Regions from separate parts of the Homo sapiens genome. Here region 2 is linked to region 1. A link is an interaction called in ENCODE POLR2A ChIA-PET data of the cell type or tissue named here. Cell type or tissue: OCI-LY7. All regions are shown on one strand. Region 1 overlaps STIM2 (stromal interaction molecule 2). Region 2 overlaps STIM2 (stromal interaction molecule 2).

Region 1 (4,000 bases):
TTTTGTTTTTGGAGATGGAGTCTCACTCACTCTGTTGCCCAGGCTGGAATGCAGTAGCGTGATCTCGGCTCACTGCAACCTCCGTGTCCCAGGCTCAAGTGATTCTCCTGCTTCAGCCTCCTGAGTAGCTGGGATTACAGGTGCATGCCACCACACCTGGCTAATTTTGTTTTGTATTTTTAGTAGAGATGGGGTTTCGCCATGTTGGCCAGGCTGGTGTCGAACTCCTGGCCTCAAATGATCTGCCCGCCTCTGGCTCCCAAAGTGCTGGGATTACAGGCGTGAGCCACTTGCACCCAGCCTTCAATTTCTAATTTTAAGATATATCTTTGTTATTTCTCACCATCTTCATGGAACTAGGTATTGATAGTACACTTAGTTTCATTGATAATAAGATTGGAGTTTCTAATAGGAAAGGTAATAAAGCCTTCCCTCAGTGTCCCCTGTACCACTGTTGGGAACAAAACACCTTGGTAATTTTTAAGTTCTGAATGTTCAAACATTTGCCAGCATTTACCTAGTGTCTCTAAAAATTACATGTAATTCTTGCATAATTAAAGAGAAGGAGCTCATGAGCAAAAGTGTATATTTCTCTTTGGTACAATTACTAATATCCGAACTCAAGTTCAGGGTGTTGCTTTAGGTATCCAAATATAGCATGTTGCAGGAATTTACTCCATGTTACAAAGACATGCCCTGCTGACCACTGTGCAAATGAGGAGCTCACATTCTGGCACTGTTCTAAACATAAACCTGTCTTGACTGTGCTGAGCAGCTGAGCATCTAAAGTCTCGTTCAGAAGTGACCCCAGGAAGTCTATAAAATCAACTGAGTTAGGATGAAATGTGAAAGGCCCGAAACTTACTCAACTTTTAGATTTGAAAAGTTATTATTTTCTTTCTTTTATATTAGTTTAAAAATTCTTATTTTTAAATCCCTGCAATACTGAACCTTAGGTTAATTCAGTTTTCCTGTGATAAATTATGTGTATCAGTGTAAAGAGAAACTGAGATTTTTTGTAACTTGTAACACTCAATTGAAATTGGATTTAAAAGTAGTCAATACTGGTGTACACCTGTGTTGTTTTAGAATATGGTATTTTATATAAACATTCCAATAACACAAATATTTTTCAAACTGCTAATAAGTTTTTAGCTTCTATCAACATTTCATATAGCCAACTTTAAATATATTTACTTTTATTAATAATGTTTAGTCTTTCTTCTTCCTGACCCCCTTGCCAAACCTTTTGGTAGATATAAAGATGTTTTCATGCTTTAAGAGAAGGCAGTATATGTTTGTAACACATACTGTTTGTAACAGTCTGTACTGTTTTTAACTCTACTCTCCTGTCTCAGGATATCAGAAGTTGATTTCCCTAAAATGCATTAATTTTCCCAAAGAAACTTTTATGCCAGTTGCTTTTAATTAAAAAAATTATTAACAAGCCAGTTGCTTTCTTAACATTAAGAATGACATTACTAATGTTTTTAAAATCATAAATTTAGGACATAGCAGTTTTAAAAAAGTAGTATGAAAGCTATTAAAAAATGAAAAGCAGAATACATGTAATGTGTATGCTTGTTATATCCAAGGTCTGCCACAGCTGATGGTGAATTCGGCTGTATCTTGAGGTTTGAGGTTTCCTCAGAACGCAGGAGATGGTTAAGAGTTGGCCTTTGAACTCAGTGGGCGTAGTTCTAAATCCTGTTTCCACTACTTACTTGGTCTGTGAATTTGAGCAAGTGGCTTAAACTCTGAGCTTCAGCTTCCTAATCTATAAACCAAGGATTATAATATTACATCTGATACCTACTTCATAGGGTTTTTGAGTTTTATGAGAGGATTCATGTAAAGCATGTAGCAGAGTTTCTGGAAATTGCCAAGTGCTCACAAAATGTTTGGTACTACTATTATTAACATGTCTCTACATACACAAAAATGCTTTATTATTAGAAGTTAGGTTTTCCCCCACAGTATTTAGGTGATTTCACAGATCATCTTTAAGATATTTTGGATAGTATATACTTATATTAAATATAACAAATGAAAAGTTATATGGTAGTACTTCACTAGGCTGTTTTGTATTTTTAGGCTTGTAACTTAATACAGGCATATGGCTAAGTGCTTTGGGTGCATTGGTTTTGTAAGATTGCCTTTTACACATGAAAGGAACAAGTAAATACATATATTTTAATCTTTTAAAGTTTATCTTTTATACTGATTTGTTTATATCAGGTTTGCTTAAAGCAAGGCACACAAATTCTCTTCCGATACCACTGTCGACCACACAACTTTAAATTGCTACCTCCACTATGTTATTTATAAGCCTCTTTGGTTCTGTTCTGGAGCCAAGGATTCACCAGTGCTGCTTTAAAGTGAGATATCAGGCAGACAGTATTATTTATCTTTCACACAATTATGGGATAGCAAATTGATAATTAAAAACAAAACAAAACAAGTTCTTTTATTTAAGGAAGACTAAAAGTCAGTTATACATTCAGCTAATACTTAAATGGCAACTTGGTGTGTTTTCTACAGTCCTTGTCTTATAGCAGCTTGCAGTATAGCAGGAACATAAGATATAAGCAAACAGTTACAAAGTAAGGCAGCCCATATGATGTGCCATTTTGTAGAAATAGTTAAGCAGTATAGAAATTCATGGGAGAAAGAGATTGCTTTCAGCTAGAGTATTTCATTCACTTAAACCTAGTTGTACAGCTGGGATGTACCTATGCATGACTCGTGTCTTTTTTGGAAGGCTGCTTCAGCTGGGTGGCCACAGCCAGTTGCTTTTCTTCTCTATTGGTGGCTATTTTCACCCCTTACAATCTCTTCATTCTCCCTGTGATTAGGACCCCACTGCTGTCAAAAAGCTTTCTGCTCTTAGGCACAGTTTTCATCCCTTTTTAAGTGCTGATCCAAAATAGTGACATGGTGGTGGGACCGAAAGTAGCAGACAGATGGGGAGAAGAAAGGGAAACTGGGTGCAGAATCAGGAACCTCATTCTCTGTTGTAGAAATTGCCCTTTTGATAGCAGCATGGGTGAGGAGTAATGAAAAGGAGAACCCTCTGTTCCTGTGAAAATCCACAAATGTATAGTCCCGCCCTTCCCCATATTTTACCTCCCCATACTCTCTCATCTCCTGGAATTTCGATTCCATACATCATCCTGTCCCCACTTTCCCATCCCCCACCATCTCCTTTGTTCCAGAGCCATGCTGCAGTTCTGAATCTCCTGGCTGTTTGAAATGTTGCCTTTCGAGCTGTTAGAGCCCCTCTTCCAAGTTGTAGGAATCACCTCCATGATGAAGAACTGACGTAGCTCCATTGAGCTTTTCTGTTACTCCCTCCAGGCCTTTAGTAGGCCCCAATGTATACTTGATGTCTCTAGGAGAATCCTGAGTCCATTAATGTAATTGCCTGTGGCAGATTGCTCATATATAATGTTTAACTTTGGCATTACTGTTAGTACTATATGTCTGAAAGGTTTGTTTCTAAGAGAAAATATGTTTCAAGTTTTAAACAGTGAGCTGTTCTAAATCAGCCATCTATATTAGTAGTGGACTTACAGTCAGAAGGTTAGAGTTCAATTCTAGCTCTCTCAGTTATTCTGTGTGACCATGTGTGTGATCACTTGGCCTCTCTTGGCCTAGGTTGTTTGTATAGAATGTAGAGATAATAGATTTCTTTCAAAGATAGTTGTTGGGGGTTAAATGAGAATGTATGTAAAGATGTATAGTAAAATATAAAGCCCCATAGTCCTAAAGGAATGTGGCATTTTTTTGTGTGTTAATCATGACTGTGTTAGGTAAAATAACAAGTTCCTGCCCTCTAAGAACTCATCATCCAGAGGATAAGATGAACATGGACAATTACGTTATGGTATATGATAAATCCTATGGCAGATATAAGTATAGGTGACCAAGGAGCACAAAGAAGAGCAGCTCTAATCTGGAAATGAATGGATAGAGAAAACTTCATGAAGGAGGGAGCTTC
Region 2 (4,000 bases), 70 kb before region 1:
ATGCATGTTCCCAATCAAGTTTAGGGTAAAGTTACGATACAATATAATATACTTAATATAATGGTTTGTTCAAGGGGAGTGTAAATTAAAGTGGAGATAGATTATCTAAAGGAAAAGTAAGGCAGGAAGTATAGATATGTATTCTAGATTGTGAATATCATTCCACAGGTGTCTGATGATCTCCTTCCACGGGGCACATTTATGCTTCTTGGTGCAGTCAGCTTCTCAGCCAGGTCCTGGCAATATCTGTGATAGCGGTACTTAATTCTCTGATGCTGGTGACACTGACCCATTTATGTTCGTTATACTGACACTTGAGCATAGATTTGGAGTTGTGAATACTTAGAATCCCAGTTGTCATTTCTAGGAGTGTGATCTTAAGCAAGTTACTCATGAGTCTTACTTCCTCATCTGGAAAATAGAGATATTATCTGCCCCATACAGGGTTGCAGGGAATAAATTATGAAGATAAAATAGTATTGGTTTCTAGAATGTAGTGGATAATATTTCTTCCTTTTTTATTTTTTATTTATATATATTTTTTGAGACAGAGTCTCACTCTGTTACCCAGGGTGGAGTGTAGTGGCATGATCTTGACTGACTGCAACCTTCGCCTCCCAAGGTCAAGCGATTCTCCTGTCTCAGCCTCCCAAGTAGCTGGGACTACAGGAGCATGCCACTATGCCCGGCTAATTTTTGTATTTTTCGTAGGGATAGGGTTTTGCCATGTTGTCCAGGCTGGTCACGGACTCCTGACCTCAGGTGATCCGCCTGCCTCAGCTTCCCAAAGTGCTGGGATTACAGGCGTTGAGCCACTGTGCCCAGCCTGTAGTAGATATTTCTTGGTGGGTGAAATAATTTTAATTCATTTTACTTTATTTCTGTAGAACCATACTGAGCATTTGGCTCTAATTACAGGAAAACAAGGTGGAATTTAATAATGGTGTTGATAGCTGACTTGGGTTAGGTCTCATTCTGTTGCAGCTGGTTTCTTTTCCCTCAGCGCAAAGTGCTGCTGTTAATCCAGAGAAAAGAATGCTTAGCATATAATACTCAAAAGCTGTATCACACTATGTTGCATTTAACACAAGGTGAGGGCACTGAGGGGAGGACATTTGTCTTAGTTGTTGCCTTGTGTGCCCAGCACCAAGCACAGAGCCTGACGTATTATAGGCACTGCATATCGTGTTTAAATTAGCGAGTGAATTCTGTTTAGATGAGGAAGATGTACTAGTATGGAGTACCTGATGTCCACTGGGGCATTTTGGGTAGCTAAAGAAAGTGTCTATAAAATATAAGCAAAGGAGAACAATATTGGTAGCAGTTGCCTTTCAAACCATTATAATTATAGGCACAGACCTTTTTTAGCAGGTTGTATATTTTAAAATAAGTATAGGCCAGCTAATTTGAGTTAAAATGATCACATGTGCTGAATTAACTAGAAGGTAAACAACTAAAAACGAAAAGAGACATTAGAACAGGTAATAGAGTTCAGAATTCACAGCTATTCTAAATTAGATTTGTAAAAGCCTTGAGTCTTACTTTAAAGGAAATAAAATTTCATGTGAAGAAATGGATCACTGTTGCCATAACTTCAACTCCTGTCTTTCCTCTGCTGCTCAAACTTGGCAAAACACCAAACCCTAGAGCAGTCTCATCATCTACCGTTTCTGTTCCTTGGAGGCATGGTCTGTTGAGTGCTGCCAGGCTGACTGTCAGCTGTGTCTCTCAGTCTTGTCACCATCCTATTCCACTGTCACCAGAGGGATCTGGTGAATTGCCATCATCCCATTCCATTGTCACCAGAGTTATCAGATTTTAAATGAATCTGATTGTGTTATTCCCCTCCTTGAAATCCATTAATAGCTTCTCAGTGTTTTTAGGATAAAAATCCAAATATCCTGGTATGAGAAACAGAGCTTTTAGAGATCTGGCCTTTTAGCAGTCTCTACCTGATCTTCTTTTTTCTGTATGTTGGTATCTTTGTACTACAGACATATTAAACCACTTGCATTTTTCTTAATGTTTTATGTTTTTTTTTTTATGTCACTGAACGTATGATGCTGCTTCTAGGCATGCTGTTCTCTCTTCTCAAGGTTGTCAGCTACAGATGATTTAAAATTCTTTAAGTTTACCTCTAGAAAACTTTTACCTAACATGATACATTGTAGGAGTCTACATGTCTTCCTTCTCACAAAACTGTGAGCTTTTTTGAGTATGGATACTCTCTTATCTCTTTAATTCCTAATGCCTGTCACTGCCTTGCACAGGATAGAAGCCTAGAAGTTTGTAATTTAGTTAATATATGAAGTAACAGAATTTATCAGAGGCTTAAAATATGTTCAGCTAAAATGGGTATTATGTGAGAAGTGGAGAAACATGGTCCCTGCCCTGTTCATAATCTTAGTTGTGTGGACAAAAATGACACATAAGCAATTAAAGCTTAATCGAGTACAGCATTAAGTGAGGACTTAGGTAGAATGATTAGAAAATGAAGATAAAATCGAAAATTTCAAATCCCTTGACATTTCATATCTGCTTTTCACTTTCCCCTTAAATGTTTACCACTACTAACATGCCTATACCGTTTACTTATTTATCTTGTTAGGTTCATAGTCCCCAGTAAAATATAAGTTTTATGAGGATTTTTGTCTGTTTTGTTCACCATGGTATTTCTGGTGCCTGACATTTGGTAGGTGCTCATTAGATAGTTGTTGAGTGGATTGAATGGAGTGCAGAGAAGGAAGTGATCACTAGGAAATAGTGTTTATGAAAGACTTCATGGAGAAGTATTAACATCTTGAAGTAGACTTGAGAGAGAGTATTTTATTAGATTAGCTAGTGTTTATGAAATACGCCTATTTAAATAAATAATTACCAATTTTATTTTCCTATGACTTTTTCAAGTCATGTTGCTCCTAATTTCTCTTAAAGCTTCCTGTGGTTATATGGTCCTCACTGTTGACTCCTCTTAGAGACTTTCACAACAAGGCCTATTTAACCAGAGTGAGAGATGCTGGCCCTTTCCTTATATACCAGTTGGAATGAACACCTTCACTTTGTTCTTTAGCAGATTAAACTATGTGTAAAAAATAGGTCTGCTGGAGGCAACTACGTATTATATACAGATCTTTACACTATATGTTGTTTTGGTACCTGAGCTCTTATCTTCTATTTTGCATCTTTTAAATAATTGCAAATAAATCCAAACTTACGGGCACATCAGGGTCTTGATTGTTCTGTGAATTAGGGATCATGATTGACCATTATGCCTCCGAGTTCTTGGATTTTAGCAAATCTTGACTGGCGTTCCAAATATTTGTATGTACACGTATTTATATATCACACAGAACTTATAATTGCATTTCCTACTTTTATAGTTTCCTTTCTTTTCTGATTACTTCCCTTCTAAGACTAAAGAAATTAAAATTAGATTTTGAATTAAAACTATTAAAAATGTTAAAACACCAAAATATTTTTTCAGCTGTAATTGGAACATGTTAGGTAATATCAGTTTGACTTTTTTTTTTTTTTTTTTAGAAAATAAAATTATCTGTGGGCCTCAAATATTGGCTTCTCTTCTCCCAGCTTTTTTTCTCCTAAGCACAGAATTAGATATTCTTAGGCCCTTATAGCTGCAATAGATCTTAGTAAGTATCTCTACTTGCTTTATTTTAGGGATGAGGCAACTAAGATGCAAGGACAAGTGATTTGTCCACAATTAACTAATGACAGCTAATTGATAGTAGGGCCAGATGATAGACTATCGATGAGATAACTAAGCTGTGGCTAACCTCTGTCTTATGCTAACCACTTTCAACTTTAAGGCCATACTATTTCTGGAAATATATGTGGTTCTGATGGCATTTTAAAGAAATGTTATTGTAGTGACTTGATAGAAGAGAAGTAAGTTCCTAGAATTTTGTCAGTCCGCCAGTCAGCCAGACTGGGTATAAGTGAAGCTGCGGCAGTACTTTCCCATTTTGGTATATAGGTTGTT

The links. ChIA-PET counts read pairs that join two places held together with the same protein. Peaks named below come from ENCODE experiments on the same cell type or tissue, not always from the same donor. Only the 100,000 strongest peaks of a DNase experiment are listed, where the experiment ranks them.
Region 2: POLR2A ChIA-PET joins it to region 1 with 6 read pairs; 5 of 35 experiments call an interaction of 5 or more read pairs at or near these places.

The regions. Positions count from the first base shown.
Region 1 is chr4:26,984,364-26,988,363 of GRCh38, forward strand. All of the region lies in intron 3 of STIM2 (stromal interaction molecule 2), which reads left to right. Among named protein-coding and RNA genes, the nearest start is that of STIM2, 130 kb to the left of the region's middle. In OCI-LY7, no CTCF peak of the experiment used is centred here; DNase peaks (open chromatin) are centred at 755, 1,658 and 2,788; H3K4me3 peaks cover 1,804 bases; H3K27ac peaks cover 3,386 bases.
Region 2 is chr4:26,914,709-26,918,708 of GRCh38, forward strand. All of the region lies in intron 1 of STIM2 (stromal interaction molecule 2), which reads left to right. Among named protein-coding and RNA genes, the nearest start is that of STIM2, 56 kb to the left of the region's middle. In OCI-LY7, no CTCF peak of the experiment used is centred here; no DNase peak of the experiment used is centred here.